Linked DNA regions of Mus musculus: all the other regions are linked to region 1. The links are chromatin loops, found by intact Hi-C in ENCODE. Cell type or tissue: left cerebral cortex. All regions are shown on one strand. Each heading gives the region's core, and the rest is flanking DNA. Links, peaks and the distances in the headings are about the cores only.

Region 1 (5,278 bases), core at 428-4,427:
TATAATAATGTTTAGTGTTTTTTTTTAATTGACAGGGTCTCAATCTGGCTGCAGTGTGCATGACAGGTTTCCTGGAGTTCCTGTTGTGGGCCATAATACCAATCCACAAAGCAACAGGAAACTAAAATGGGTTAGAAATAAACAACCTTTGACAGAAAATGTAGTACCAAAAAGCAGACCCAATCCAAGTGAACCGGAAGACAACTCTATAAATAACCACATTGCTGGAATGCTTGAGGCATACATTTCACTGCACAGAAGCCAGGAAATTTCACAGTGGAGTTCAATAAAGCAGTCCTTTGGGTCTTTAACCTTAGGAACACGAACAGTCAGGTCAGCATACATGAAGCACTAAAACTAAAGAAGAAACTTAGGAGAGTTCTAGTATGTTCCAATAACTAACCCACTCACAAGAGAATCCGTTTCTCCTCTTACTGCATGTGACCTTGAGGAGGTCAGTCCTTCTCAGCAACAACTTCCACCACATCTTTTTTTTTTCATTTTAAATAATGAATATTTTAATAATGCTTTTTATAGACTCTTTTAACAGTTTCATACATTTATGAACCTATATCCTGGCTTATCTACTGCTCCAGCAACTCCTTCCAACCACTGTGTATTGATATACAACATACATTTTTTTATTTTCTTTTTTCTCTCTCTCTTTTTTTTTTTTTTTTTTTTTTGGTTTGACAAGACAACGTTTCTCTGTGTAGTCTTGGCCATCCTGGAACTCAGTCTATAACCAGGCTGGCTTTGAACTCAGATAATCCGCTTGCCTCTGCCTCCTGAGTGCTGGGATTAAAGGCGTGCGCCACCCGCATCCCTAGTCCCTGCTTGGAATGTTCTCCCTTTATCTCTTTACCATCCATTCTTCTTTATCATCATTCTGTCAGAGCACAGGGTCATTGGCCAGCTCTTCCAACTAAACTGGTCACATTTCCTGAAATGCAGCTTTCATGCCAATACTTCATCACAGCACATAATTTTTAACAATAAAAGTAAATATGTATAATTACTTGATCCTTATCTAAATATCTCCATATGACTGCTGGCACTTCACAACAGCTCTAGTACACGAATCTACCTACTAACCTACTTGTCTATTACTGTACCCTGTACTTAGTATAGTACAAAAATAAAGACATCATACAAATGTGCTAAGTATGATAATGGACTTCCACAAAGATTAAATCCTTGCCAAATGTCAAAATGCTGGCACCAGAGTTGGAATCTACACCTCTGATGGCTGGTCCTGGGTTCTATTTCTCAACACTGCTTCCGTTATCCCCTGGATTTCCAGTTCTCTGCTTGGAACATGGTGTGCTTCTTTACAAACTCAGTACCATGTAAAGAAAGGTATTTGGAATACCTGACTCAATACAACATCCAAATGTCCTTGGCACACGCCAAAGGAGGAATAGTGGACAAAGACTTCACGTAAAGACTAGGACACCTGGATTCCAATGTACCCGCCTCATCAACCCTATCACATGCAACTTTGGAATTCACAACCACTTACATTCAAAGAGCATGGATCACAGCTCTACCCCAGATGAGAACTATAGCAAATAATTTCTCCTAATTTGGTTTTGTATCCTCGGCCATTCACTGAAGGAATCAAATCAAGTTTCCTGGCTTTCCAACTATGGGTTCTCTAAGATTCTGGGAATTTCAATGGAATGTGGTCAAAAGAGAAAGCACTGTGGATCCGATCCACCATCTGTGGTGAAACCACCCCGAGCATGCAGACCTTACAAGAGGAAGAGACGAAGACCCTTATGGAAGGTCTCAGTAAAGGTTGAATCCTCGGACACTATAGAAAATGTTAAGGCCAAGATCCAGGATAAGGAAGGAATTCCTTCTCTCAGCAGAGGCTGATCTTTGCTGGCAAGCAGCTGAAAGATGGCCATACTTTGACTGTAACATTCAAAAGGTGTGCTGAGACTTCATGGTGGTCCTGAGAAAAGGATAAAGGGTTATAGCACTGCCAAGAAGAATAAGAATAAGAAGGTTAAGTTGGCTGTGCTGAAATACTATAAAGTGGATGAAAATGTCCTCCTGATCAACATGGGGCTAGAGTGTTCATGGCTAGTTACCTTGACAGACATTACTGTGGTGAGTGTTGCCTGCCTTACTGCTTCAACAATCCAGAAGACAAGTAGTTGTGTGTGAGTTAATAAAAACACAGGAATGAGAAGGAAAAAAAAAAAAAAAAGCACCAAACTTTGAGATGGCCTAGGCAACTGTCCTGCTTCTAGTGCTTCCTAAGTATGTGATCTTAATCTGTAAAATGTGCCAGAGTCACGGGAATGATGAAGCACCATCGAAATGACAACTGTTTGCCCACTGGTCAGCAGAATGATGATTTTAAAAGCCCCAGGCATTCGACTCAGGCCTGGGTGGAATTCAAACTTCATCACTTGGGAGACGCGCGACCTTGGTAAAGACAGCGCTTGAGTTTTTGTTTCTTCATCACCACCGGGAATAATTACACCTCCGCGTGTAGGGTTGTTTGGAAAAGGCATTATTCCTGTCAGGTGACGTCTTAAGCATCAGGAACTATTTACCAAGTTCCCAGGCAAGGCTCTAAATGTCGGCTGAGTGACAATGGCCCCGCCCCACCCTTGTGAGCATAGAAGTCCCGCCCCCGGCCTTAAGGTCCAGCCGAACTCTGCTGAACCAGTCACGGATAGTATCCTAGCCCTACGAGGTCCCTCCGAGAGCCTAGAAAAGTGTCACCAGAGCTCGAATCCCGCCCACTCCTTGAGAGCCGACCCCCACACACACTCAAGGCCACTCACCAGCTACGGCCGGGACTATAGAGAAACACACGCGGGACAGCGGAGGTGCGGGCGTCATGACGTCACGGGCCAGCGCGGCGGCGCAGGCGTAGTGCGTCACGGGCGGCCAGGCGGCGAGCGGTGTTTCGGCAGAGGTAACCTCAGGTCCTTCGCTCGGACCCCAGCGTCGGAAGCTGCTTTCGGGGCATGAGCTGAGGGCACAGCTCTGAGGCTAGCAGGTGAGTACCCGAAGCTCAGTGCCATCCTGGCCGCGGGGCCTTGGCGAAAACCATCCTCACCCGCAGGCTTCTAGGCCCCGCCCCGGATTGTCCTGTCTCTGGCCGGAAATAACAATCCCATTAGTGACTTCGCTGCCAGGAATCGGGGTGCCGTGGTTGTTGGCCTGACCCCGTGGTTAACGTGTAAGAATAAGCGACCCCAGTCCCCTCCTGACTTTTAGAGTAGATACCGCTCAGCCGGGAGGAGTAGATTGGCATTTGTGAACATGTTACTCAAAGGAGTTGTCGCCTTTGCAACCCCCAAAAGACTTGATAGTCACATACTAACTTATTAGACTTTACTGTTTGTTTCTCAAAATTTCATGAGCTGAGCTGTCACATGTATATTCTTATTTAAAATGACCACGTGATGCAGGAATTTGTCTCCATCTCAGGAAAGAAGAGAATTGAAAATAGTGCCAACTCTGAGCCAGGCAGTGTACAATATGCTGGGCATAGAGAACCATGATCAAGGCCCTATGCCATAGGAGCTTTTATTATTTTAGAAACATAGGCAAAAAGTAAACTACTCATTGTGTTCACACACAGGAGCAGAGATCCTGAGGAAGATACCTAAGGGAGGGACTGTTACTAAAGGCACAGTAGTTGGAAAAGTTGATTTTGAGTCGAGTCTCTCTAGCCCCATGTCCTGTACTCTTCCTATTTATACATGGCCTCTTTGGCATGTTTAAGTATCTTTTTGGTGTTACAGTTGTTTTTAGACGTGAGAACATCAGAAGTTCTAGCATTCAAATCCAGCATTCTCAGTCTGAAGTAGTGCAACCCCCAGTCACACAGCTTTCTCAGTGTTGGGTGAGTTCTCAGCATGGTTCTGAAGGCATTAGGGGTAGAATTTGGCAGAGCTACAGACTTTAATGAGGTACTCTCCTCATAAGGGAACTAAACTGAAGAGTCGTTAAATGATAGTGCCTGTCTCAGTATCTGTCAATTACTTCAATATTTTGCCGTTTTTAAATTTAGTTCTCTTTTTCAAAAATATCCGAGAATGGAGAGTATTTCGTACAAGGCAGAGCTTGAGGCACTTCTAGATACAGAAGATACATGTTTTGGTTTGGGGGTTTGGGTTTTTGTTTTTTTTGTTTTTTTTTCCTAGGAGGGAGGTCTGAAGTCTGGTATAGGCAGCTATCGTCTCTGTCCCTTTACCTTTCCTTTATCATATTGTATATTTATTAAAATTTCATTTTTCATCTATAAACTCTTTTTTTTCTTCTCAGCAACCTTAACTAATTAGGAAAGCAGGATTTATCTTTACAGATCTTTTAGGTTTATTAACTCTGTGTGTATGAGCCTGTCCTGGCTATTTTGTGTCAACTTGACACAGCTGGAGTTCCCACAGAGAAAGGAGCTTCAGGTGAGGAAATGCCTCCATGAGATCCAGCTGTAAGGCATTTTCTCAATTAGTGATCAAGGGGAGAGATCCCCTTGTGGGTGGGACCATCTCTGGGCTGGTAGTCTTGGTTCTATAAGAGAGCAGGCTGAGCAAGCCGGTAAGTAACATCCCTCCATGGCCTCTGCATCAGCTCCTGCTTGAGTTCCAGTCCTGACTTCCTTGGTGATGAAGAGCAGTGTGGAAGAGTAAGCTGAATAAACGCTTTCCTCCCAGTCTTGCTTCTTGGTCATGATGTTTATGCAGGAATAGAAACCCTGACTAAGACATCTCCTAACACTCACTCTTTGCAAAAGTTACACAAAGAAAGCAGATGGTGAACTGTAATAACTAAGGAGAACCATCTCATTATTAACAAAACAGTAAACCTGACCAATAGCTAATATATATTGTTTTACTGTTGCTAAATACAGTGATTTTTGTGATGTATGTGATCTTCACAACTGTCCTGTAAAATAAGAACAGTTGCCTCTGATTTTACATTTGAGGGGATTGAGGCCTATAAAATTTAGATAATTAAGTCACACAGCCTGCTTTCAAAGACTTAAGACTCTCCACATAACAGTACCTCTTATCCTAAAAGGTAACTATGGCTGCCAGAAGGCTATCCCAAGGGAACTGGTCCAGGGCCCCAGTTGGGGAATAACAGACCTTTAAAAGACTGCCCAGAGAGCATGCCTTCCTTGGATATGTATTTGGATTGCATGTGAAGTCTGTGTGTACACACAAGATTGTTTTATTCTCTTGTCTGAATGTTCACATTGCCTTTAGTATTTCTCAGAGATTGATGGAAACAGAAACCAAAACTC
Region 2 (5,278 bases), core at 470-4,469, 130 kb after region 1:
CTCCCCCACGAGGCACATCCCAAGACTTTGAAGGTCCCTCTCTGCCTGGCGCCTCCAGTAAGTAGTCACCCTATCCTTCCAGCGTGCAAGCATCCTTCTCAGCATAGCTAACCCATCCTTCTCTTCTCCAGGCAGGAGACAGTTTGCTCCCAGTAGCGCTGTTTCCAAGCATAGCCTGATATAGCTACTAGCATAGTACACTCATGTCTTTTCTTCAGCTCTGACCTGAGAGGCTCCCAGCGCTGACTGAGTCACCAGGAGTCCTGGTGTAAGGCTCAGGGCAGAGAAAACCAATAAACCCTCTGCCATGTGGGCACATGCTCACTCTTCACTTGCACGGTTGGGGCTTGGTGGGCTGGAATGGGCGTGAGACTGGGGAAAAATGCCTTGAACCCCCAACCTATATGGATCCCACCAACCAGGTCAACCTGGACTCTAGCCAATGACAAGAATGGCTTTCTTAAGATCCACCATTGCTCTGATCCAGTGCCCGAGGCCTGGAAGTAGTAAGACTCGATCAGATGTGTCCAATTTCTCTTTTGAAGATAATCTTTTGCCCACGCTGGCTCAAACTCTGTACGACGTAGCCAAGGATGGCCTTGAATTTTAGTTTCAACAATCAAGAGCTAGAGTTAGAGGTAGGTCCCACCAATGTTCACACCATAGCGGGTGAATACTCTACCAAGGGGGCTGTGCCCCCTTAAAATATAATTTTTGCTTATTCATGTGTATGATGAGTTTTTGTTCATCATGTGTATGCAGCTGCTCCAGGAGGCCAGAGGACACCCAATCCCTTGGAACTGGAATCACCGGCAGGCAACCTTGAGCCACCTGGTGGGTGTCTCAAAGGACTCCGGTCCTTTGAGAGAGCAATGAGCATTTCTAACTGCCGAGCCATTTCTCCAGCTGTCCATCCTATTGACATTGCCATATAACATTGTCATCAACAAAGGCCATGCACAAAATCATAGAACTGAGTCACAGAATAAAATAACCATAGCAACCACCTCCTCCAAACTCCTTCATACTGTTTTAAAGAAGTTTATAATTTTGGGTTGAGCAGAATACATAGCTCTCTTGACCACGTACGGCCTATGGTCCAGAGTTGGAACACATTTGAAAATGACGGTTTTACAGGTTCTGAGCTCCATCCTGCTCAGACGTCCCCGAGATGACCAACATTCCCTTTCCTGGTGGTTGGGTGTGAAGGCACTGATGTGAGCAATGGATACCACAAACATCCTAACCCACCAGGAGACACACAAAGTAACTTCCACCCCCCACCCCCCCACACGCATCCCTGATTCTCCTCGAAAGACCTCAGTACCAAGACACAAAGACAGGCCTTCCCAAAGGCCGTGAGTGGGGCAGCACTGCCCTCTGGTGGTTTTTCTGGACTTCTGCTATATTCAGACTGGCTTCCCAGAACTACAAAGGAGCCTGTTGGTACCCAGGCAACATCTATTCCTTTCATTTCAATTCTCTGCTGCCTTCCCCCTCAACCCCCCAGGACTAGAACTTGTCTTTAGCAACACCCATTCAGGAGGAGGGCTCCCATCCTAGAGAAGTTATGTGGGTTCAATATCTGGTTCCTAGCTTATCGAGGGGCGATTGGATCACAAGAGTGCTAATTGCGTAAGTGAACTAGTATAAATGTAACTTTATAGTTAAGTGGTCTGTTATAAGCTAGGGCATGGTTGGAAGAGCGGGCCACTGGGGGTGCACTTTTGAAAGGCACATCTTGTCCCTGACCCATTCTGCCTCTCTGCTTCTTGGCCACCATGATGTGAGCTGCCTTCTTTCTCCATACCCTTCCATCATGATGCTTCAGCTCTGTCTCGGCCTACAGCAGCCGAGGCAGCTGACCATAGACCAAATCCATGTGCCGCAACAAATCCTTTGTCCACGGAGTGGTTTGTCGCTTTCAGATCCTTTGTCACAGTGATAAAAAGTGACTGATATAGATCTGGAAGGCAAGTGACATCAGGCCTGGAAAAGTCTGACAGGTGCCTGGAGACTGTGAGAAGTCCCTCAGGTGGAGCTCTGAGAGTCTCTGAGCACTGAAGATGTTGGTGTTCACCCCACACCATGCATCGAAGGGTACTTCATCGTAAAACTGAGCACATGTGCTACAAAAATCCGCCAACTCATAGACGCTGACATCTTTGATGCTCCCGGTCTGAAAGTTCGATGTGACACCTGGCTGCTTGGTGATCCATCTTCCAATGTAAGCAAGAACAGTAGGCCATTGGCTAAGGAAACACCTGCAGGCAAGGACAAAGAGACCTGGAAGACCAGAGACAGCTGAGCAGGACCCTCCAGGGAGGTAGGGGACAATCTAGGAGGCCAAGGACAGAGAGAGTTTCAAGAGAGCCATGTCAATAATAAGAGAACAAGAGAAAAGGACCTGCGGTGGCTGGGTGTGACTTTTTGAGCCCTGAAATTGGTACTTAGCAATTACTCAGCAAGTCTAAGCTGATCCATCTTTCAGGTTTGCCAGTCTAGGGGGGGGAATGGCCTTGGGTGAGGACATTTGGCTGACTTTTGTCTTTCAGGACATTTCAGAGTAGGAAAAGGGAAAAAGGACCCTAGGGCAGAAGTGAGGAGAGTTTTCCAGGGAAGAGATAGAGGCCAACACTGGATGCAGCTCAAACAGGCTGCAGTTTACCCTATGACCACTAGAGGGAAGCAAAAAGCAGGTCCAGCCTTGACCCAGGCTTCTTCATCTAAGGACTGGGTGGGCCTGTTTCTTTTCTGAGAGGTGAAACAGCCGAACACCAAGATATTTCAAACACTTTACTCTGCAGTTCTTACCCCCACACTGCAATCAAAGGCACAGTTAGTATGGACAAGAACAGAGCCTGTGGGCAAGCTGAGGGAGAGGGAGACCAGACAGTCCCACAAGATCTGGCTAAACCTGTGGGGGATCATCGCCTTTAAAGATGCCTCAGGCTTCCCTACTGAGTGCTGGGGAAGTGCCCTCCACTCCCAGCATTCCCTGTGATGGATGAGTCCATGCTGCTGCTGTCTCTGGGCCCCAAGACACATCCGAACAACCAAGAGTTTACTTCCCCAGCAACCCCATGTGTCTGAGGTACCCTGCCCTATCCTTGGGTACCTCCTAGAGTTGCCTGTGCATTCTCTGATGCCTGCTGAGGACAGCGGCAATACCATGGGTCAGGATGAGTAGTCCTGACCATGGCCGTGTGATCAGACCTTCAGAGAAGCTGTTGTCTGGGCGCCTCACTAGAGATGAAGGAAAGGATGGGCTCTTCTTCCTGTGTCTGCCAAAGCAAGCCTTAGTTGATCAGAAATGGCAGGGTTGTCTAGAGCCAGAGTGTCTGCAGGGAGAGATGATTCCTGCCCGGAGGACAGAATTTTCCCCAGAGAGACAAAGCACAGAGAAGCCCAGGTAGAAGGTCAGGACAGCAGTGAGTGGACAGTTGGCTAGTACCAGATTTCCTGTGGTGTTACCCTGAACCAGTAGATAGCCCTCTCCAGCCTTTGCAGGGAAACACATCCAGGATTCTGGATAGCATTTCACAGACTCTGGAGAGCTTTAGGATTGGTATGCAGAAGGCCAACCTTGGGCCACCCAAGTGGCCATGAGGCCCAATCCTTCTCTTACAACACACTATGGTTCCAGATTTGGGGGTGATCTAACTCAGTCGGGTCTTGATACCACCATTTTGGTTTGGGAATTAGAAGGGCTAGCCTTAGGACTGTAATCACAAGAGTGTAGTCACTTCTTCCCAAGTGCCACCAGGCAAGTACACTCCTGTCCCTGAGCAGACATTTTCCACCCATGGCCAGGCCTTCAGAGTCACCAGTTTCCACTCACCCTTCTGGGACCCAGGCCGAGTTGGACCTCATGTCTCCCTGACAGTTGCTCTAAGCTTGTGCCTGTGGGAGCTGCTGAAGGGAGCTGGTGGGAACCGACTCCTGTGAGTCCCTGACGCAGTACTCAGCCAAGCTTTGTGAAGCACTCAGAAGGCCTAGCCTGCTGAGGTGTGATGGGTGCCCGTCCCCCATCCAACAGCTCACCTGCTCACTCGTGTTCTCACAGAAGCCTCTGCCTCCTGCATCTACTGCTCTGGGGTCTAAACCGAAGACTCTGCAGCCCAATTGAGCTGCTTCACTGATAGGCGAGAGGCTGAGCAGCCCTGGGCCATGGCTGAGGAGCTGGTGGCAAGTTTTCTAAAGGAAAACCCTTAACTGGGGCTGGCTGACAGTTTCAGAGATTTAGTTCATTATCACCATGAAGCAGCATGCAGTCCAACATGGTGCTGGAGGAGCTAAGAGCTCTAGATCTTGATCTGAGCAAGACCACACCCAGTCCAACAATTCCACACCCCCTAACAGGGCCACTCCCTATGGCCAAGCATTTAAACACATGGGTCTATGGGGGGTCATACCTATTCAAAGCACCACAGGTGCCCAGAGCTGAGGCTAGCCAGGGAATCCCATACCACAGATAAGAGTAGTGCAGCTCAAGGCTGAGTCCACTCTATGCAGCTCTGTCCTCTTAAGAGGAGAAGGGGCAGCTAGCATAGAAATCGCAGGGCAGAGTTATGACCACACCTCCTGCAGGATATGGACAGACCCAGGTGAGGAGCATCAGGTGTAAGCTCTCTGTGAACCATTAGGGCCAACTGTTACCCATAGGGTAGCTTTCCAGCCCTGCCCAGCCCTGCAGAGTCCTTGAGCAGTCAGAGCGGTCTCTGGCCTTGGCCTTTGAAGGTAGAGGGCTCCATTTGGACCCTAATCACAGAGTCAACCGAGTAGGAAGGAGCCTGGGTCACAAGCCAGGCATCTGCCCTGAATCACTTGGGCCACGCTGGCTGTGCTGAAGAGGGCGCCCACACTGCCTGGCCAGACAACCCATTCCTCCTCTGATCATCTTCACACCTCTCACCAGACCGGCACTGGGCATCCCTGTAAAACTGAAAATATGGAGGTGTAATTCACCTACTATGTAACTCTCACATTGGAGTGCACATTTTAGTGGGTTTTTAGTAATCTACAAAGCTGAACAACCATTATAACCACCTAATTCCAGAATGTTCTATCACTGTGAAGAAAAACCCCCTCCCGTATCCACAAGGAGCCCTGACCACTTAGCACCTCAGTCCTCTAGGAATCTATGCTCTGCCCTACCTTTGCCAATGGTGGGCATTTTGATCAATGCAACCACACTGTGCATGGATTTCCATGTCTGGCTTCTTTCAAATAGTATGGTGTTTGTGGTATCTGCGTTCCCACTCTGTCAACAAAAATC
Region 3 (5,278 bases), core at 506-4,505, 66 kb before region 1:
CCCAGAGAGTATAAGCAAGGGCTCTCTTTGGTTCACTGACGGGCTGGCTGATTGTAGCACAGACTGACTTTGAACTCATTGTGTAGCCAAGAACGACCTTGGACCTCTGATCTTCCTCCTGCACCTCCCAGGTGCTGGGAATCACAGCCATGGGCCACTGTGCCCAGCTTCATTAGTACTTGGAGTTGAACCCAGGGCCTCATATATACTACACAAGCACTATACCGACTGAGCCACAGCCCAGTCTTCTGCTAGACTTTACAAGCAAAAAGGCTCAAACCTACCCAAGTCAGAAAACAGCCCACCTTGCTCCTCTCTCCAGGACTCAGAGTGGGGCAGCCCTGGGATCTCAGATCACCCTGTTTCATTCAGAGGTTAACTCTGGCAACAGCAACAGACAACATTGAGAGCAGAGAAACAGGCATATCTTGGCCAAAGGACCAAGCTAGATAGAGCTAGGATAAACAAACAAACAAACAAACAAACAGAGGAAGAAATGTGCAGCCAGAACAGAGAAGACCCTCCAGACCACAGCAGAAGATTCTGGCTTCAATGCTGTGTGACTTTTTTTGCTAGCCCTTCCCATCTCTGGATCTCCGTGGCTCTACTGGTTTAAATACAGATTCCTGAGTGTCCACATACCCAGTCTAGGGACTTAGGGAAGGGACGGAACGGGCCTGAGCCAGGCTGTGCAGCACAGATAATGACCCAATCATGCTTCATGGATGGCAGTCACTGTGTCTACTTCAGGGCCCCATTGTGTCCAGGGTGAAGATAACATCAGGTGCATCCCTGCCAGGCTCCCCACGATGTGTGCATTTGCACATCTATCTCTAGGTCCCAGATACTCTGCATTCACAGTAGGAGATTTTCTAAAGACCTTGCCAGAAGGAAGTGAGGTGGGACACATCCAGGCCTGCATTCTGGGATACCAGAAGCTTGCTGTCTCTGTGGCAGGTTAAACTGTACAGCTAGGTCCCCTTTCATCTCCACCCCCTGTGGCCTCCATCATGGTGCTGATTTCACCCAGATCTAGGATTCATCATGGCCACTAGGAACACCTGGAGGCAAACTCTGATGAGAAACTCAAGTCAGTCTTAGAGACTCTGTTTAGCTCTAGGGAAGGTGATTTCAGCTCCCATGTCCGGCTTGCTACCTGCTGACCTCAGGGCTATCACAGGCAGGAGAGCAAGGAGAGATGGGCTGAGAGACTCAGAGCCCAGGTGCAGACAGACAGGTGCTTCTGGGGCAGGGTGCAGAATGCCTCCATTCATCAAGGGATCCTGTGAATCAGAAATGAGCTCTGCATTGAAAGAGCTGGCCAGTCCGAGGGAAACAGAGTTGCCAAACATCTGTAAGAGTCTGTAGGAGTCTCGAGAGGCTCAACTCCTTAAGAGTCTTCCTTCATCACAAAAGAGCTGGAGAAATCGAGAAAGAGACGGGGAGAACAACTATGAGACAGGTTTCAACTCTGCCAAGTGCCTTAGGCTGGCTTTCACCGTTTGCTGATTGCTCTCAGAACCACAGCATAAGCTCCCACAAGGAATAATGATGCTATAATGATAATAACAACAGCACCGTGGGCTCTCATCTGGTCAGAGCCACCACGTAGCAGGAATGCTCAGGGAGACCCACCAGCTAGTTGCTAAAACAGTAAAACACATGTTGTTAAAAAGAACCTCCACCGAGTCACTTCTAGCATCCTGCCGTGAGCCCAGGTGCCCAGGTCAGGGGCTCCACTGTCCATTTTGAGCCCAGATAGTCTGCATGCCTATGCTTCGGATCACCTGGAGAACAGACTGGGAGTCCTGGGCCAGCGTAAGGCTAGACACAAGCCCCCTCCACCGCACACCACCCCTGGCTCCTCGAAGCCCCTCTCCCAAAGCCTGAGCAATCAAGGCTGCCGCCTCCCCCGGCTGGAGCTAGTGCCCGCCTCCTCTCAGCCCCTCCCCTCCGCTGCAAACCCAGCTCATTTGCATGTGGATCGCGCCTGCCACCACGGGTGCTGGGGTCAATTGAAACTCAAGAAAAGAGAAGAAATTTATGCAAAACTGTTGATTGCATTTGTATGTAATGAAATCATCCAATATTCATCTGACTATAGAATCTAATCTGAGAAGAGAACTGAAGGACATGAGTGTCACTGCAAAAGCGTAATGAGCCACTGTAGTGATTAAAAAAGCTCTTGAGCCTTCTGAAAAATCCAGGCAGAAATAGCGTCTAATCAACTCTGAATATAGGAGGCGAGATTGGGCTGGCGCGCTGCGCACGGCCCGCCCGGGCGCCGGGGGTGCTCGGTAAACCCTGGCGGTCGCGGTCTGTGGGTGCCAAGCGCCTGGCCACAATCAGCTGAGGCCTCGGTGCACAAAGCAACCCGCCTCTCACCACGCAGAAAGAACCCAGTCACAGCTGCTACGAAGAGCAGCTTGAGGTTTCCGCGCCGCCTCACGCACCCACCCACCGCACAGAAGGCCCCCTCCTGAGTCTTTGCTCCAACGGGAAGGGTTTGAGAATCCGGGTTCGCCACACCTGGATGCTCCTTGGGTCCAACCAACCACAAGCAGGGGAGAGTCGTGTCTCAGAAGCCAGGACTCATCCCTCTGAGATGTCACCTGGGAGAGATGTTCTCTGACATCCCTCTCCACTCTAGCGTCGGCTTTGTCTTCCTGTACTTGGCGTTATCTTATGATTTTACCTGGGGGATGTCAGTCTCTTCTTTCAGGCTGAGAGATCAGCAGCCGTATGGTGACTGGTTCACCTCTGGAACCTGTGGAGGCAGCCTCAGAGGATACTCAACAAGCATGGACCAAGACGCAGACGCGTTTGATGAATGATAAACCCACCCTATGCAGCTGACAAATACTGTTAAATCCATTTGTTCATTCAGCAGGTCCTTGCCAAATGGACAATGTGTGAGGCTTCCTTCGTGGCACTGAGCAGGCTGTGGGGGATTAAGAAGGTTCCTGCCATCTCAGCACTCAAGGTCTGGGCAGAAGGAAAACTAAAGGCTACACACAATCAGATCGGTCGTTGTGGTGAGGCGGAAGGTCCAGGGGCATAGGACAGCTGTCAGTGGACACTGATAGAACGGATCGGGATCTGAGTCTGGAGATGAGGCGCTGGGTTTCTCAGGTTCCGATGCCCCTTTACAATGAACTGTACGGGGACATGGATGGTTACAGGAAAGGCGATGGTTTATTAGAGCCGAGAGGCTGCTGGAACCAGGCTGCTGAAACCTTTCCTCCGTTGTGATCTGGCTCCACGGAGGCAAGAAAGAAGTGAGGCAGGACCTCAGTTATGAGTCATTTACAAAGTACCCGCCCCTCCCAAGTGCAGGCGACTAGGGCTTTACAGAGCTGCTCCCTTGGCTAACAATGCTCTCTTAAACTAAGGGCTCCCAACCTCTCCATGTCGCCTTTTGCGTGCTAATCTCTGGGATTTCTCTTTCTGTCTCACTAACTCAGCTAGGGAAGGCTACTAAAAACTAGGGAAGGCTACCATGCGGCAGTGGTCACTTCAGTCTGGAGCATTCTGGGTAGAAGGAGCAGACTTTGCAAAGTCCCTGAAGGGATGAGGAGCTAGGCTGAGCACGAGGACCCAGCTGGAGTGCCCTCATGAGCACCTGTCCTGGTCAAATTCCTGGTAAGACCTTAGGGTAGGAATTCATATTTCTGGGAGCAGTAGAGAGTCTCTGCATGGTTTGCATTTTGAAGAGTTGGTCAAATAGGGAAAGAACCAGTCAAGGGGCTCCTAGGCTCTGGAGGAACAAAGATGGCCCCAAGAGGCTGGCCATCCTCCAGCCATGGGGAGTCACTGAAAGCTGTGAGGAGGGCCACCACACTGCAAAGGCTGTCCTAAGAGGTTTGAACCGATGGTAAAGGATGGAGCAGAGGAAAAGAGAGCAGGTCAGAGGCAGGAGCCCCTGCAGCTGCTCACAGTTCAGCATTGCATCTCTATGGGGAAGCTAATTTATGGCCATTCTAATTTATGGCCAAGATGAGTTGCCTAATATTAAGGTGGTTCTAAGTCAGAATCAATTGGTTCTGAGAATCCAAGAGACACTGTGATGAAACTACCTTATAAACAAAACAAAACAAGCAGGGAACTGGTGACATCAAAGGATCTTTGTGAGTGACTTGCAGACTCTAAGCCTTAAATTCACTAAAAACAGGGAGTGGATGAGCCCTGGGGTCCTTTCCCTGTTCCCTAAAGCCTGTGACTTTGATCCCTATGAAGAGCTAATGACACCTCTGGACCCAGGGTCTTACAAATCCCAGTGAGGTATCCGCCAAGTTGTGGATGAGACTCCTCCAGGGAGTGGAGACAGGAAGCAGTCATGAAATGTAGGCTCAAGTCCCAACTCAGACACTTCACTCTTGATGGGCAGTTCATCCACATGTGCATACATGTGTGTGTGTGTGTGTGCTTGCATACACACACACACACTCACACTCACAAAACACACCTTCACCTCACTAACACCTTCTCTACACCAGGTGGAGTGTCCTGGAAGTGGTGAGAGTCTCAACTTGCCAGTTCCTAGACCCACCCTCACACAACATTCCAGTCCCAGATCCCAGGACTTACTGCCAACTATGACTTTGTATGAGGCAGCCGCCTCTCTGCCTCACCCACTCTGTAAATAGTGGATGCCGGGGAATAGTGGAACCAGGGAGAGGTAGGGCTGGTTTCTCCTTTTCCATCCTCCACAGTTACCCCATTTTATCAGAAACTCAGTTTCTCTGGGACTGGTAGAATTTGGGGTTCAAGACTGTAGGTCTTAAACATGTTAAGCGTATGTGTGTACACGTGTGAGTGTATGCACACCATAGCACATGTGTAGAGGTCAGGGGACAACTTTCAAGAGTCAGTTCTTTCCTTCTACGATATATGTCCTGGGGATGGAATTCAGTCTCCAAGCTTGATGGTAGATACTTTTACTTTGAGCCATTTCACTGGGCCCCAAAGCAGTAGGTCTTATTAACAATGTTGCTACACAGACTAGCTAAAATACAAGGGTACAGTACCATGGATACAGTGTCATTCTATTTCCTCCTTACATTGTTATAGCAGCTGCCCAGACCCACTCCCATTCTAGAAGACACGTGTGGGATTTCAAGAGTCTACACTCCCGGGACCCCCTGTCTGACTGCGTGTTGTCAGATGTGATCAGAGCCCTCTTGCTTAACTTTACTGGAGGACTAGATCCAGTCTCAGACACCAGAACAACCCCCTGGTCTGACCCTGTGTGTGAGGCCCCTGCTCCTAAGTGATGGCT
Region 4 (5,278 bases), core at 855-4,854, 140 kb before region 1:
GGGTGTCTTTGTTCTGTTTGTTCTGGAGCTTTCAGGTGTGCTGTTAAGCTGCTAGTGAGGAACAATTACACAACTTTACAAACGGGTTTGTACTGGACAGTGTAAACATTCCTAGGCACTGCCCTTGCTAGTGAAGACATTCATGCCACATCTCCAGCAGAACTGAAGAAGTTGACTAAAAAGAAAGACCCAAAGGAAGTCTTTGATTATAGTGAAACACAATAACCAATGTTGGGCCACAAATCACCACAACTGAGGAGTCCTCATTCATCTAAGTTTTCACTGTCTGTGGTTTTGGTACAGAGACTGTTTTAGATAAAAAAACAGTTCATACACTTGAGATGATGTAACATGATAAGTAATGTGATGAGATCTGCTGTCCTACTCCATCCTGTCCAAAGCATGACTCATCACTCTGTCCAGCAGAGCCACGCTTGTATACATTTCCCACCCACTAGTCACTCAGTAATGCCCTTGGTTATCAGATACAGACATACTGTCGTGATATCACAGTGCTTGTACTCAGATAACCCTTGTCTTTCGTAACAATGGCCCCAACATGCATGAGTCATTTTTGTGATATGTCAAAGAGAAGTTGTAAAGTGTTCTTAACTTTGGGGTTCTGAACTTTGGTACAGATATTATGTGGGGGGAAAAACATAGAATGAATAGATAGATAGAGATGATAGATAGATAGATAGATAGATAGATAGATAGATAGATAGATAGATAGATAGATAGCATTTTAGTTTGAGTCCCAGTGGTTTTCTTATTTTATTTTATTTTGTTTTGTTCATTGACCTTGGGTTTGTGCCATAAGCCCTCAATCACTGAGCTAAATCCCCAAACTTGTTTAAGTAGCATTTGATTCAGTTTCAGTCATCCACTAGGGATCTCAGAATGTAGTTCATACGGATAAGAGTGGAGACTACTTAAGATTAATGCTATAAGCCAAGGTTTGAGATACAACTGGGTACCAAGGTATAAGGCACAGGGATAACTAGGTTCACTGGGGTTTGCTCCTTCAACTGAGACAAATGGGGAACAACACAAATCAATATTCATGCAATGTCTGATGCCCAAGAAGGAAATATTGGCAAGACATTATTGTCACATACCAATAATTATTTTTCCCCTGAAACTTCCAAAACAGTTGGGATACTTGGACTGGATTGCATTGGTAATTGAGTAGCAATATCTTGGGAGCATAGTTCAGTTTTGGATCATGAAGTACACTCGAATTAGACTGGCACTATAAGTGTTCTTGGCAGCAACACTCATGACAGCATATACCATGCTGGTAGTCTGTTGTGCTAAATGGAACTTGGGAGGTTGGGAATTTGATTTTTTTAATCAAAATATTTATATTTTGATGTTTTTGAGTGTTACTGTGACATGCAAAGTTACAAGAAGAGAAAAATGCCCAATGAAATATGATAACAAGAGTGCACAAAATAGAACCTTTCTATTACCTGAACTATAAAGTATATTCGCTTTTTAAATAGTAAAGGGGATATCACTTTGGTTATCCATTTAATGTAAAATAATTTCTGATTCAAGTGCCAAATCAACAATAGAAGACTGATTAATGTTTCTAGATTCTATCTAAGTAAAAAAAAAAAAAATGGACTGCCTGGATCTACTTCCTATATGAACTAAGAAGAATAATGAAGCCACTCATTCATTAGAGACTGAATCATATTTCTGTGGTGAGTACTAATTACTTTTCTCATCCAACCTCAACTTCTTTCACTGCATTAATTAATACTGTCACCGAGCAAGAAAATCTTCTTAAATATCCACTTTATGCAACACATTCCATCTCTTAGGGATAGAGAATCACACGCAGAATCTGTTCAATGACAATGGTAAAACATACTATTTTCAACATGCCAGATGCTGTATTGAATAATTTATGTTCATCAGTACATTTACCTTCCATACCACCCCACTAAACTGTACAAGAGAAATGACAGAATCAACAAGAAGTAAAATAATATGTTTAAGATCCATATGGTGAATAAGGAACTAGGATTCAAACTCGGATCCTAGAGTTTGTGCTCTTAAACCCTTTTGCTAGGTTACCTTCCAAAATATAAACTAAAGCATACTTCTGAATTCCTTATTACTCAGATTTCCTAACAATGCTAGGCATGAGTATAGCTTGGAAATGTGGATTGTCTTCGTTAGCATTCTCTCTGTGCCTGAACTTCCTATGTGAATTTCAAAGGGAAAGTAGTCTAAGTTGATTGTTATTTTCAAAATGTCCTAACCAAGCCATGAAGCAATTGACTATAAAGCAGATGGAGTACAAAACAGACCCTTTCATTCTAACAATGCCTAGCTTGGAAGAAATGGTTTAGTATAAGATCACTCTTATTTAATGATACTATTTAGAGCTCATGTTTATTGCTGACTCTCTGCTACCTAGAAGCCTCATCCATCTGCAACTCTAGCTCTGTATATTATTGAATGTGAATTCACATGAACACAGTTACTGTCCCAGAGCCCTTCTCCTATCTTCTGATGTTATTAACTTTTCTCTTCTTTCCCAGAGCCCTTCTCCTATCTTCTGATGTTATTAACTTTTCTCTTCTTTGGGCGTTCACGCCATATATTACATCAAGTAAAAAACTTTCCTGAAGAATTGCTGTTGTACTCAAGCTAGCCACTAGAGGGTGGCCTTTTCCAAGAAACTGGCTGAACTTGGCACTTGGCCCAGAAATACAATGAAAGGGTATTTGGATGGATTACAAGCTTTGCTAGACTGACTCAGCATCTTGTTTGTCAATAACTCAGGATAAGAAAACGTATGCCCCTTACCAAAGAGCAATCATCAAAATAGATAGCTTTAGCATCTGTTACTTAAACAGCAGTAGCCTGAAGTGTTGTAGGCTCAGGCAAGAGGAGGCCCTTATGAGACTACTTCAGCATAGGCAGGATGACGGATAAACATGGATTTCTTGCTACTCCCTCATAAGGTCTTCGAAGGGAATTCTGGCTCTCTACAGTGCTCTGGGTTTGAATTCATTAAGGATCATCATTGGATTAGCCCCATGGAGTTAGCATATAACATGAGTTAGCATATAATATACTTATCCCTTAGAGCATGAAGGACAGCCATGACCCTAGATTATGTGGAGCCTAGAATTTTGTTAAGCAACTGCTAGTTATGGAAAATGCATGGGTAATAAGAAAACAGCATTTTTGTTGGTAAGGTTAGGAAATTGCCATGAATTTAATCACTAATATGTTCCCTCTACAATGGGCTATGATGGAAAACAGAATTTGTAGGCTGTTTCCATCTATTTTCTGTTCTTATAATGGAACAGCACAGACTGGATGATTACTAAAAGGACAAAATGTGTGTCTCACAGTTGTACAAGCTATGAAGACAAGACAAAATGAAGACATCCGTGCTTAGTGAAGACTTTGTGTGCTGGCATGGAAAAAAAGACACCACACACTCAGCTCTAATCTTCTCTTAATCCCATAATAAGGGCCCCACCCTCATTACTTCATCTCCTTCTAATGAAAATGCCCTACCTCCAAATACCACCAACCTACTGAGTGTTAAATTTCCACTATATGAAATTTTAGGGAATATATTCGACTCATGACATAAGCTGAGTCAGAATGTTAGTGAAGGCAGAGATTTGTGATGTTCGCCTGAGTAAGAAGTTATCTTGAGACAAACTGTAATCTCTAGCTGATGTAATTTTCACAAGTATGTGTTAGTTAAAATTAAAAAAAAAAAAAACTAAACTTAACTTGAAGGTATTTGCAACTCAATGCTGCTGTCAAGAATTCCTTCTTTAAATGGGAGTGACCACAGAGGAAAAAAAGAGAGTGGAGAAATGCAACTGGGGAAAAAAAAAGCAAAAAAGAAACATATAAAGAATGCAGTCATGTTTCCACAGAATCCATGGACGGGTTCCCAACTTGCCATTAGATGAAACACTCTTAGGTTCTCTTTGTTGTTGCTTTGTTTACTTTTTTGATATTATAATTTGATTTGTCTATTTTGTGAAGCAAATACTATAGAAATGACCTAGTTGAGAATTAATTTGGAGACATGGTGGCTTGTGTGTGTGATTCCCTCATGTAGAAGGCTAAGGAAGAATTGTCATGAGTTTGAAATCAGTCTGTGTATATAGTGAGTTTCAGGATAGTTTGAGCTACAGTGTAAGACTGTCTGGAAGAGAAAAAGTAAGTCCAAAATGTGGTTGGTGGTTTGAGTGTGAAGTATCCTTCACAAGTTCATGTTTTGGAACACATAGTACATGCAACAAGTACAATTTTGGACATTTTTGGAGTGTGGTGGTTTGAATAAGAATAATCTCCACAGGCTCATATATTTGAATGCTGAGTCGCCAGGGAATGGCACTAATTGTTAAAGGACAGGAAATGAGTGTGAGGGAGATGCTGAAGTGTAGTTCCCCACAACTGATGGCTTCTGGTTAAGGTATGGGAAGAGAAGGGCTCAGTTCTATTTTCAGGGCAGGCTACTGAGAGTTTTACCATGCTCCAGTGATGTATAGACAGCACAAAGAGGACTTGGTTGGTTGGTTGGTTGGTTGGCTGGTTGGTTGGTTAGTTGGTTTTTCTTTTCCTACTAATTTTTGTTTTCTACTTCTTTGATGGGGTGAAGGATATGGAGAGACTGGGAGGGGACTGTGATCATGGTACATGATGTGAAACTCCCAGAAAATTGATGGAAGTGTTATATAGAAAAAGAAGAAAAAGAGTTACACTGGGGGTGACCTTTGAGGTTCCAAAAGCCCAAGCCACCAGACCCAGTCTCTCTGTTTCTGTCTCTGTCTGTCTCTGTGTCTCTCTCTGTCTGTCTCTGTGTCTCTCTCTGCCTGTCTCTATCTGTCTCTGTCTCTCTGTGTGTCTCTCTCTTTCTCTCTCTCTCTCTCTCTCTGTCTCTCTCTGTGTGTGTCTCTCTGTGTCTCTCTGTCTCTCTCTGTCTCTCTCTCTCTGTCTCTCTCTCTGTCTCTCTGTCTCTCTGTCTCTCACTCTGTCTCTCTCTGTCTCTCTCTCTCTCTCTCTCTGCCTGTAGATCAGGGTGTAGTCCCCAGCTATTTTTCCAGGTCATGCTACCATGCCTGCCTCTGTGCTCCCCACCATAATGATGACACTCTGAAACTCTGAAACCGTAAGCCGGTCCAAATTACATACTTTCTTCGTAAGAATTGCCATGGTCACGATGTCTCTTCACAGTGGTGGAACACTAAAACATGGAGCTTTTAGAAGTTGGGATCTTATTGGAAGA
Region 5 (5,278 bases), core at 875-4,874, 78 kb before region 1:
GTCGCAGCTCCCTGCCCAGCCAGGTATACCACCACCACCCCCAAGGCAGCCTCAGGCGGACCCAAAGCCTCTGGGCTGAGAGCCAGGGCTGCATTCCTTCTGCCCAACCCACTACCAGCCTCCTGGGCAGTCCAGGTTCCAATTGTCGTCCCCCCACCCCACCCCCAGAGAAAGACAAGAGCAGAGCTGGGGAAGGACCCTGCGTGCTCTGTGTCACCACAACAGCATTCTGGAGGTGGCTTCTTGGCCCAGCCTGGGCCTTCCTTGGAACTCTAGGATATCTGAAAATAGAAAAGGAGAAGAGAAAGCTGTGGTCTGTGTTGTGGGCAGAGGAGAAGCTGGGTGGGGGTAGGGGTGAGCCTGTGGACAGAGGGCCCTGGGACACATCAAACCTGACCTCCAGCCCCCTCCCCCACCTGCTCTGCACCCCTTGAGTCTCTCTGCAGTCACCCACCTACACCTCTATTCAACAGAGCAGTAGACTGAGCCCCATCCCCACCCCCACAGGAAAGGTTGACCAAGAACACATTACAGAGCTGAGCCCAGAGCTTCTGGCCCCCAGAACTCTCCCAGTAGGCTCTCAGGATAGAGTCTGTTTGAGGCCTTGATTTCTGCTTACCTGCCCTGAGGGTCAAGTTCAGGTGGCCCACTCCAAAACCCTGGAGTGCCTTTCCTCTCAGAACCAGAGTTCAGCCTGTGCCTGGAAACCCTGAACCCTGGCTCCCTCCCAGGGGCTTCCTCCCTCCTCCCTCTTCCTTCTTCCCTCCTCCCTCCTCCTTCCCTCCTCCCTCTGCTCTTTGGATGACCTCTACCCAGGCAATCTTCCTTCCTCTTTTTCAGGCCCTCTCTCCCCACCCAAGCCTGGGCTCAACAGAGATGGGGACAGACATGAAGGGAGATGCCAGCTCTAGGTCCCAGCCTCCCAAACAGCAGTGTGTGGACCTCAAACAGCAGTTGACAGAAGGATAGGGCTACCCTGTGTGCAGCCTCCTCCCTTTCCCCTACCTAGTGGCAGATGGGGGCTACATGTGTGCTGGTTCCTCCTCCTCCCATGACAGATGGGGGGCTACCCTGTGTGCAGGCTCCTACCCCCTCCTTAGTGGGGTTATCATGTATGCCATCATCCCCTCCCCAGGACATGGCCTCCTCCTAGGAAGGCCCTGGGGCCTGTGAAAATGGAATCTAATTTTCTAATCTTCAGAACCTGTGGTACATTGCTTCCTGTCTTCCTGTGCCTCACGGCCCTTTAGAGACAGGCGAGCTGCCGCCAAGCCCCTTTCAAGAGGCCATTCAGGAGCCAGAGTCCTGCCTGGCTCTTCCCATGTGCCCGTGGGAGATTCGCCTGTGAGCTTCTCTACCATGGAGGTAATTAGGCACACAAGATCTAAATGAGAAACAAGATAGCACACAGGCTTGGCCCTGAACCTAGAGCGCAGCTACTAGCTGAGTCTGCGTGCTTAAGGAGGTAACAGGCTCTTGATTAGACCTGTGCCTTCTGCATTCAGATCCTTTTCCAGATCTGGTTTTTAAGTTCCATTCTGTAGTGAGGAATTAAAAATTAACTTAATAACTGGCTGCCTAATGTTTACTCTGTCTGAGCACCAGGATAGGAAAGAACAGGATTGACAACGGCTTGCCCCTCTCAGACAACTGACAAGGCTGTGGAGATGATAGGAGGGGCAGAAACATACAGAAAAGGCGCCTAGCTTACCCCTAATGCTCTTCCCGGAGAAAGCAGCATGTGCAAAGGCCCTGGGGTTGCAGAGAGGGGCCTCTGGGAAGTAGATGGGAACTGTGTAATAATGGCTAAGACTCTACCAATGCATATAAGCTGCACGACATTCTACATTCTAGGTACAGCTGTGTAGTATGGGCTTGACTTCACCCTAAGGCTTCTGGGAAGCTCTCTGGACCTTGTAGATACTATGTCTCCTCAGAACAGAAGGATGTGACTCAGGGTGGGCTAACCACACTTCTATTGTCTTAGAGTGGGGGACTGGCCATGGGAGAAACCAAGTGCATAGCTTAAGTCATGGGGCTTTGCGTCAGGCAACATCCCTCAGTCTGGAGACAGAGAACGAATGTGGGGACACCAGCTGGCCCCTCAGTGACGCCATGCAAATCATCTCTGAACTTGGAAGCGCAGGTGAACTTGATCTCCCAGCCACACTCCATGCAGACTACCACATCCTTGCTCAGCACATCCAGACATGACCCTCATTCAGCATAACTTATTAGATGGAATTTCTTCCCACCCTAAAGAGAACCCCCTGAAGGAGACACAGTTGCCTTTGTTTTGTAGAGTAGGGCACTGAGTCAAGCAACCTGACTGAGGTCACAGAGCACCTAATAACAAAAGTGGGCTCTGAATGTGGGAGTCAGGAACTGGAACGTGGGCCTGGACCACTATGAGGTACTGCCCAGCCAGGGCTGCCTGCAGGGAGCAGGGGAAGATGGGCCTGGAGCTGAGCTGGTCTTACAAGATGGATGGCAGGAGATGCATTCCATAGCTGCCTAACAGGTCTGGGGTCCCCAGAAAATAACCACACAATCACAAGTATTTCAGCAGGGCAGTAAGTTTGATTTGTGCAGAGGGTGCATCCAGTGTGGGTCCTGCTGGTGCAAATGGGGTCCACCTCACATCCTTACATAATGGCTCTCTTAAAGTGTCACAGCCGACAATCGGGATGTGATTTTTGAGCACCTAGTACACATATTTTTCATTTCAAGAAGTGCTGACCTTGGGGCTAGAAACATGGCTTCCAGAACCTTCACAGAGAGACCCAACCACCCGAAACTCTAGTCCTAAGGGATCTGACGCCCTCTTCTGGCCTTCCTGGGCATCAGGAGCACGGACAAGCTTTAGGCAAAACACTCACACACATAACAAACACAAACCCAAATTAAGAAAAGAAGTGCTGACATGGAAGGAATTTGACTTTCTGCCAAGTAGCTTCTCTCCATTTGTTTTTAAATGAAATGTGTCTTGTTTAACCCTTGGATAGAAAAGATACTGAGTTTCTCTTTTACATTTTCCACACAGTCTGGATTTGAAATGCAGAGAAAGGAAGAACAGATTATGAACTTCAGGCTTCTGCACACACAGCCAGGGTTCTGAATACCCATGCCTAGGAAAAACAAAACGCAAGCCACGTGACAGAGTCGATACCTCAGTAAAAGTCCTTAGTGCAACATTGCAGGGGAAACTCCCCTACACAGGACAGTATTCCGAAGTGACCACCAGGTGGCAGCATAGGCCACCTTTTTCGTGTCTGCTCAGGCAAGGCAGGCTGGAAAAGGAGGTTTCCTGCTAGCCAGGCTGGAGAAACCACTGGTACAACTGGAATAGGACCTCTGCCAGGGCCTCTAGGAAACAAATTCCTGCATGCACAGAGTCCAAAGGGCCCGGTGGAAAAGGCACGAGAAGTGGACTCCCACACGGCTTAGCCAGAGCAGGTGTCCTATGCGGTGAGGCTTGTTAGGAAATTTACATTTTCACCTCTAAGAACTGTAACCTGGAAACAGATTTTGAGACATTTTGTTGTCTGAGTCACCCCCAACTCTACCCATGGTGTAAAACTGAGACCAGTTTTACACTGGCATGGCCTGCTATTGCTGGAGTGGAATTGGGGAACCTGCTTGAGCAGCCTGAAACCGTTCTCTTACCTGCCTTCATCCTTATCACTCCCTTGCCTTGGCCACTCACCCAGCCACCACCAGGCCATCTGTGCACATCCTTAGCATTTCCAGGGGAACTCTCTCCTGCCCCTCTCCCACCCCCTTGAGTGAAACCCCCCTAACATCAGCCCTTGGAGGCGTCCCAGGAAAGGCTTCCCGATCCCCTCCCCCACACTGTCCTGTTATTTGCATCTCAGCCGTGCAGCAGGTACCAAGCACTTGGAACAAGCAGAACCTGAGTGTCCAGAGCAGGGGACTATGCTCGACTGCCCGAGGGTGGCTTGCCCGGGCTCCCCCAAGTGGAAGCCCCGCAAAGAGACCAGGGCAAATGGAAATGTGCGGCTTCTGAGATCACTGTTAATGCAGAGGTGGTAACAGACAGCCTGTTAGCTCATCACAGGTCACATACAGGAAACCTCCCTGGCTGTCTGTACATTCACTGAGCACTTACTATCTGTGGGCACTGTTCCAGGCCTTGTGATCAGCATGAGGAAGACAGAGGGGTGGGGCTGAATTCCAGACAATGTGCACCCAGGGACAACGCTTCATCAGCTCGCCCTGCCATACCCCTGTGACCGTGCCAGGCTGCTTACAGAGGCAATGATTAGCACTACGGCCAGCACACACTGGAGTCCGTTCACTTTGGTGACAGGAGGAAATGACATGCTGCTGCCAGTCCCTCAGAAAAGGCACCGCAGAGGCACAAAAAGACAGAAGGGGCCAGCAAGATGAATCAGCGGGCAAAGGTGCTTGCCACCAAGCCTGACAATCCGAGTCCAATCCCCAGACTCCATAGAGCAGCAGAAGGCTACTCCTGCAAATTGTCCTCTACACACACACACACACACACACACACACACGTGGAGGAAAAAAATCACACACACACACACGTGGAGGAAAAAAATATTTTGGAAAAAAATCAAGAAAGTGGGTTTTCAAACTATGTTCTTCAAAACTAGGGATCTGCAGGACTGTCCAGGGCCACCACCAGGGGACAGGGGACTCAAGCATCAGCCCCTTCCTTGCCACCTTCCACCTTTGCTAGTCACAAATCCATCCTGGGCTTCTCAGGTTGGCTCTTGTTTGAAGAAGAATCCTGCTGGCTCAGGAAAGGCAAGAGGTTTGGCCAGAGTCACACAGTCGGTCGGTCGAATGGAAAGCCAAGGCAGACAACAATCAGAACCTGAGGTCAGAGATCAGCCTGGAGCTCCCAAGTCAGGGCCAGAGACAGTAGAACACAGGTAGAACAGGAAGCCGCAGAAACAGGAGCCTGAAACCAAAGGAGGATGAAGTTGTCATGATGTGGGATCTGGAGGTCAGAGGCAAAGGTTCAAGGTCACATCCCACTGTCAGAGGTCAATGAGAGCCATTCCCGTATCAGGGCTGCATCCAGTTGGTATTCACTGAGCATATATGTGTGGGCATAGAAACTATAATCCATGGTCATGAGCAAAGCAAAGCCTTTGCTCTCCCTCAGCTACCTGGAGTGCAAGGTAAACAGAAGAAATAACTGCTAGCCATCTAAGCAGAAGGAAGGACTGCCTGTAGGTGGGCTGGTTCCTATGGGGTGGTCAAGGAGGGCCTCCCTGAGGAGGTGACA
Region 6 (5,278 bases), core at 554-4,553, 88 kb after region 1:
CCCTCATGGTCAATATGATTAATATATCCACCACCACAGTTTATGCTTACTCTCTTTAATCTTTTTTGTTTGTTCCCCCCATTCCTCATCCCTAGGCAAAAACTGACCAATTTTCATGAATTGATTTCCCATAATTTAATATAAAAAGTATCATATATACTCCTTTTTTTGCTGGACATTTCTGATTCCTTTCATTTAATATAATTCCTTTAAGATCTACTCATGTTACTGTTATGTGAACCAACATTTTCCTTGATGTATACTATTCCAGTGAATGGATATACCACACTTGTTTGTCCTCTCACATGTTGGTGAATGTCTTGCTTGATTCTAGTTTTCAGTCATTACAGTTTCCATTATATAAAGCTAGAAGGAGTACTCACAAGCACACCTCTGTGTGTGCATAGATTTTCATTTATCATGTTAATAACTAGAAATGAAATGGCTATCTTACTTTTAAGAAACTGCCAAGCTTTTCCAAAGTACTTGTCCAATTTTATATTCCCATCAGCAATGGGGAGTCTATATAACCAAAGATTAGGTTTTAATTTATTCTACATATGAAGGACAGCCAATGGACAGTGGTGGCACACACCTTTAATCCCAGCACTTGGGAGGAAGAGGCAGGTAGATAACTGAGTTCAAGGCTAACTTGGTCTATAGAGCGAATTCCAGGATAGCCAGGGCTCTTACACAAATCAAAACAAACCTAAAATCAAGATGTGTGTGGGTTTTTCAATCTCTGTGCCCAAGCCCAATCCTTCACCTCCACCTGTCAAAACTTTCGCTGTAGGAACTTTTGCCTCATGAAAAGAAATGATATGGTTTAGACACAAAGCTGGGTAGAAATTCTCGACTCCCTCACTTAGCTGGGTTGTTTTGTTAAGTTCCACCATTTATTTGCAAGATCAGCCTGAACTGTCTCACTGTCATGAAAGGCATTGCACACCCAAGCATCTTTGCCACTTTCCAAAGGGTTAGACAAGGGTCTTGAGTCCTTTAAGGCTCCCTTTTACCCTTTAACCTTGAAGCTGAGATAATACCATCTCCCTTGCAAAGCTGACTGAAGATGTGGACAGCATCCCATTATATATATTACTGCCACTCTCTCTAAGAATCTGTCCCTGTGCTTGGCTAGACCACTACTCCTGCTTCCTCAAAACACCCTGCAGTTCCTCTAGCCTGTGCATACAGATCCTCCTTCATCTCTGCATCTCTACAGCCCCATGAAGTGCTTTATAGCCCAAACAACTATCGCTTATCTGTCCATTACCCACCCCCCCAGCATCGGCCTCTCCAGCTCTAAAAAATTTTCTGCTTTCTTCATCCAGAGCTGCTGGCAAGGCAAAGTGACCATCTCACATGTGGTCTGCCTCTCTTGACCACAGGGCTGACCTTGATTACTTGTCATAACTGTGTTACGCTTAACCGTCCCACTGTGTTTGCAGGGATTCTGACCAGGGTCAAATTCAAAATCTGGACACAGAGAAAAATCAGTATTTGCCGAATAGCACTTTCTTTTCTTTTTCTTTAATATTTATTAATTTATTATATCTAAGTACACTGTAGTTGTCTTCAGATATCCCAGAAGAGGGTATCAGATCTCATTACAGATGGTTGTGAGCCACCATGTGGTTGCTGGGATTTGAACTCAGGACCTGTGGGAGAGCAGTCAGTGCTCTTAACTGCTGAGCCATCTCTCCAGCTCTGAATACCATTTTCTAGTTTTCTTTGCCTGCATAATTTTTTAAATATTTATTTTTTAATGTGTATGTTTTGCTCTCATGTATATAATGTGTACCATGTGCATGCCTGGTGCCTACAGAAGCCAGAAGAGGAACTTTGGTTACAGATGGTCATGGGTGCAGGGGATACGCGCACGCGCTCGTACACACACACACACACACACACACACGAATGAATGAATGAAAGAATGAATGAGTGAATCCTACCTATGCGACTTATTAGGTATCTGTGCTTGAGCACTATAGTTGAACAAGTTTTTGAAAGCATTTGGCTGAGGGTCCTTGGCGGAGGCTTAAAAACAGTTGTCTTTCACTAGCCTGAAAGTGGAGACATGGACGAATGGGGGCTTACCTCCCGTTTATGTATTCCCCGAAATACTGGCTCCCGGTGTACTGCATGTTAACAGCTAGTGTCTAACAGACACCAACTTCAGCTGTCTTGGCGTCACTATGACAACCAGGAGATGTGGGCGGAGACCAGATGAAGCCCCGCCCCTCGGGACCGCTAGACTTCCTGGAATGGCTTACGCTTCGCCTCCTCCAGCGGCCCTAGAGCAGTGCGCTTGCGCGTCGCTGGAGACGCATGCGCAGATGGTACCGGGCAGTCTTGGCCAGCCAAAGGGGACTTGAAGGAGACGGGCGACACGGCCGAGGGCACCTGGTCAGGGTCGCGGCTACCGCCGTCATGCCGGGGATAGTGGAGCTGCCAACTCTGGAAGAGCTGAAAGTGGAGGAGGTGAGGCTCTTCCTGAGGGCAGGCGGGAAGCCTGGGATTGCAGCTTTCAGGCGGGCCCAGGCACGGTTCCGGCCTCTGCGACCTGCATGGTCACATCTCGCCTTGGCTCCAGCCATTCCTGTGCGCACTGCGACCGGCCTCTCTTCTTGTGAATCGGGTGATACTTTCCATTAGCATCACCTAGCCCCTTGCTCTCCCTCCCGGTGAGGCGAGCCTGCCTCCTCTTGGTGCTCACCTTCCCCTTCCAAGTCTGTCAAAATCTCGGTGCAGAGCAGGCCTGGGTGCCGCGGCAGCACACAGTACGTGTTGGACAGTGAGTCTGGCATGGGCCAGGGTGTTTTGGTAATGGGACACAAGTAAAGCATTTACTTCTTCGAGAGACATTTAAGTATTTGTTATGTGCACGTGCAATGGGAAGTAAGAGACAGTGCCCAGCTCTTATAGTTTATAGTTTTATAAAGAGACAGATAAAGAGGCTGTACAGCACAGTGCATGGCTCTGTGAAACGTGAAGTAAAAGTGGTGTGCTATTGTAACTATCACAAACATGATCACTCCATTTCTAAAGGCCGGGCTGCTAATTGGAACACAAAGTAAGGTAGGGTATAACTGGTTTCCCTTGTAGACCAGAAATAGGCCCCAAGAGTAGAAGCGATTTGCCCAAGGTCACATAGACAGTGTATGGAAGACTTGTAACAGGAACCCAGATCTTTTCTGAAACCCAGCCTGTTAAATCTTTCAGCCAAAGTGCAACAGAGTGAGGAAGGACTTGTAGAACCGTGTTGTCGAGGAAGCTGAGAGCTGTCTGATGTCAGCCTACTGTTAGATTAGCGGTGCTAAGCCTCTAGAGAAGTCACTGACGAGGCGGGAACAGTTTGGACTTTATACTGTGAGACAGAGGGAAAAGATGGCTGTGTTGTCATGGCAGGCACTGTGTTGAATGTTCTCCTATACGACTTCACGTAGGCTCTCACAAACCTGTGAGGATGGCAACTTGGTATTTTCCTCAGATGAAGAAATTGTTAGCATATTTATATGAAATTGACTTAGAGGCGAGAGAAAGGATTTTCCTATCAGCCAGTCTTTTATTCTTATCCCACCGTGTAACTGGTCAAACATGAGTTGACATATTTTGTTAGATGTTTAATTTGGCTTAGCAAACATTTCATGCAAAAGCATCCTAATAAATTTCTCTTTAAAGTTTGCACAATTGGTATATATAATTATGTAAATAACCAGAGTAGTAAAAGTTAAAACACATGATTAGTACTAACACATGAAAGGCGGGCAAGCAGATTTGATGTTGGAGCTGATGTCTAGCCCTTTCTTTGGCTTGGTCATTTTGAGTAGCTTTCAGCACTTGTGGACAAGGGGTTTTGCTCAAAGTGAGATGACTCTGGCTGTACAGTTCTCTATGAGAATATAAGATGGGTAGACTAGCCACATTAGGCTTAATGTAAAACATGGCATTTGAAGGCTGGTACAAAGATGAAGTTGTGGGGGAGTCAGGGGCCTGAAAGGGGATCCCGAATGTAGTGAATTGAGTTGCATCGAGAGAGCAGCACAGGCCCCTGTATGAAGTCTGGTGAGAAGGGTGGAGGACAGTTTGGGCTCAGAAAGCCTTGAACAGCAGATAGGAAGCTCAGGTTTTACTCTGTACCTAAGCATGACTCTTTCTGGGGGCTGGCTTCTGAGTTGTCGTACCAGCAGCGTGAAATAAGAATTGTCCCAGCAGCGTGAAATAAGAATTGTCGTTTCAGAGGTCACTTCAGCAGCTTGACAGAGACTAGACTGACAGCAGGTAAAGCAGGAAGACTAGCTCAGTGGCCATTACAGAATAACCCTGGCAACTTGTAGCTGTGCTTCACAGAGGCAAAAGATAAGAACCTCCATCTGGAGCGAGTCCTACTTGCAGTGGACTCCTAACACAGGCAAAAAAGGCTGAAGAATCGGGGTCAGGTTTGCAACATGACAGACCCAGTGAGGCCAAGAGCAGCAGCCGCTTTGGGGAGCAGGTAAAATCTACCTTGGACTTCATTGACCAAGGAGTCACGTCACATCCCCAGGGAAAAACCATCCAGAAGCTTTGGGTTAAAAATTCCTCGGGTGTGTTGATAATTTAGAGTAAAAACTAATCAACAGCCAGTACTGATGCGCCTTTTATGTGTCAGACACATTCTGTTCCATAGATGAGTTCATTGGACCCTCAGGAGGTCCTAGGACATATGTACATCATGCCCCATTTTACATAAATAAGGACGCAGGCCTGCCACAAGCTAAGTTCTATGACAAGTGGTACGGAAGTGACTTTTGGGAGCAAGGGCAGTACTGGCTTTGTCTGGCTCAGTCACACACTTGCTGTCTATGGAAGGCGGCACTGCAGAGCAGCTGTGGACGAGCTAATGAGGAAGGATGCTGAAGTTCTGTGTTCTGGAGACAGAGGATGCTGGGTAAATTTGAGAGGGGACTGCTGGGCTTCCTCAGTTATGAGGAAGCAGGCAAGAGGACACGGTTACACCTCAAGTTCTCTGCTCCCTCGGTGATAGTGATGTTACGCCAAAGTCCCGGGGAGAGCCACAATTCTGATGGATGGCTGTCGTGTCCCAAGTGAATCTGTCTATTTGCTGTTTAGGAATTGGCTCAGTGATTGTGTCTCATCTCTGTTTCCCTGTGACAACATGAATATACCTTTGTTTTTATAAGGTTGCCATTTATGTAGCGAAATAAAGCAACTAATGCTACAAGCTTTGGAGGGCTGCCATCTTGAGGATTTGAGTAACCAGATCAGCCACTTAAGG

What was found. Peaks named below come from ENCODE experiments on the same cell type or tissue, not always from the same donor. Only the 100,000 strongest peaks of a DNase experiment are listed, where the experiment ranks them.
Region 2: it touches region 1 in a loop (2.3-fold over the local background); 5 of 42 quality-filtered maps call a loop at or near these places.
Region 3: a loop joins it to region 1, with 2.4 times the contacts of the local background. A loop is called at or near these places in 11 of 42 quality-filtered maps.
Region 4: it touches region 1 in a loop (1.9-fold over the local background); 2 of 42 quality-filtered maps call a loop at or near these places.
Region 5: a loop joins it to region 1, with 2.8 times the contacts of the local background. A loop is called at or near these places in 9 of 42 quality-filtered maps.
Region 6: it touches region 1 in a loop (9-fold over the local background); 10 of 42 quality-filtered maps call a loop at or near these places.

What each region holds. Positions count from the first base shown.
Region 1 is chr2:36,134,226-36,139,503 of GRCm38, reverse strand. It overlaps Rbm18 (RNA binding motif protein 18), which reads left to right and starts at 2,800. Exons shown (of 6, transcript NM_026434.4): 1 at 2,800-3,022; 2 at 5,241-5,278. The coding sequence starts at 5,257. It overlaps Mrrf (mitochondrial ribosome recycling factor), which reads right to left and starts at 3,106. Exons shown (of 7, transcript NM_026422.2): 1 at 2,805-3,106. In left cerebral cortex, for the core only: no CTCF peak of the experiment used is centred there; a DNase peak (open chromatin) is centred at 2,771; H3K4me3 peaks cover 1,964 bases; H3K27ac peaks cover 1,276 bases.
Region 2 is chr2:36,005,670-36,010,947 of GRCm38, reverse strand. No RefSeq gene overlaps it. Among named protein-coding and RNA genes, the nearest start is that of Gm39798, 23 kb to the left of the region's middle. In left cerebral cortex, for the core only: CTCF peaks have their summits at 1,393 (motif pointing left) and 2,682 (motif pointing right); DNase peaks (open chromatin) are centred at 1,384 and 2,685.
Region 3 is chr2:36,200,284-36,205,561 of GRCm38, reverse strand. No RefSeq gene overlaps it. Among named protein-coding and RNA genes, the nearest start is that of Gm46735, 11 kb to the right of the region's middle. In left cerebral cortex, for the core only: a CTCF peak has its summit at 2,295; DNase peaks (open chromatin) are centred at 1,995, 2,282 and 3,229; H3K4me3 peaks cover 1,129 bases; H3K27ac peaks cover 1,269 bases.
Region 4 is chr2:36,274,152-36,279,429 of GRCm38, reverse strand. No RefSeq gene overlaps it. Among named protein-coding and RNA genes, the nearest start is that of Ptgs1, 46 kb to the right of the region's middle. In left cerebral cortex, for the core only: a CTCF peak has its summit at 2,683 (motif pointing right); a DNase peak (open chromatin) is centred at 2,711.
Region 5 is chr2:36,212,195-36,217,472 of GRCm38, reverse strand. It overlaps a transcript of Ptgs1 not described here. Among named protein-coding and RNA genes, the nearest start is that of Ptgs1, 16 kb to the left of the region's middle. In left cerebral cortex, for the core only: a CTCF peak has its summit at 3,233 (motif pointing right); DNase peaks (open chromatin) are centred at 2,870 and 3,248.
Region 6 is chr2:36,046,395-36,051,672 of GRCm38, reverse strand. Ndufa8 (NADH:ubiquinone oxidoreductase subunit A8) reads left to right here and starts at 2,335. Exons shown (of 4, transcript NM_026703.3): 1 at 2,335-2,481. The coding sequence starts at 2,431. It overlaps Morn5 (MORN repeat containing 5), which reads right to left and starts at 2,200. Exons shown (of 5, transcript NM_029309.2): 1 at 2,098-2,200. The coding sequence starts at 2,144. In left cerebral cortex, for the core only: no CTCF peak of the experiment used is centred there; a DNase peak (open chromatin) is centred at 2,266; H3K4me3 peaks cover 1,993 bases; H3K27ac peaks cover 757 bases.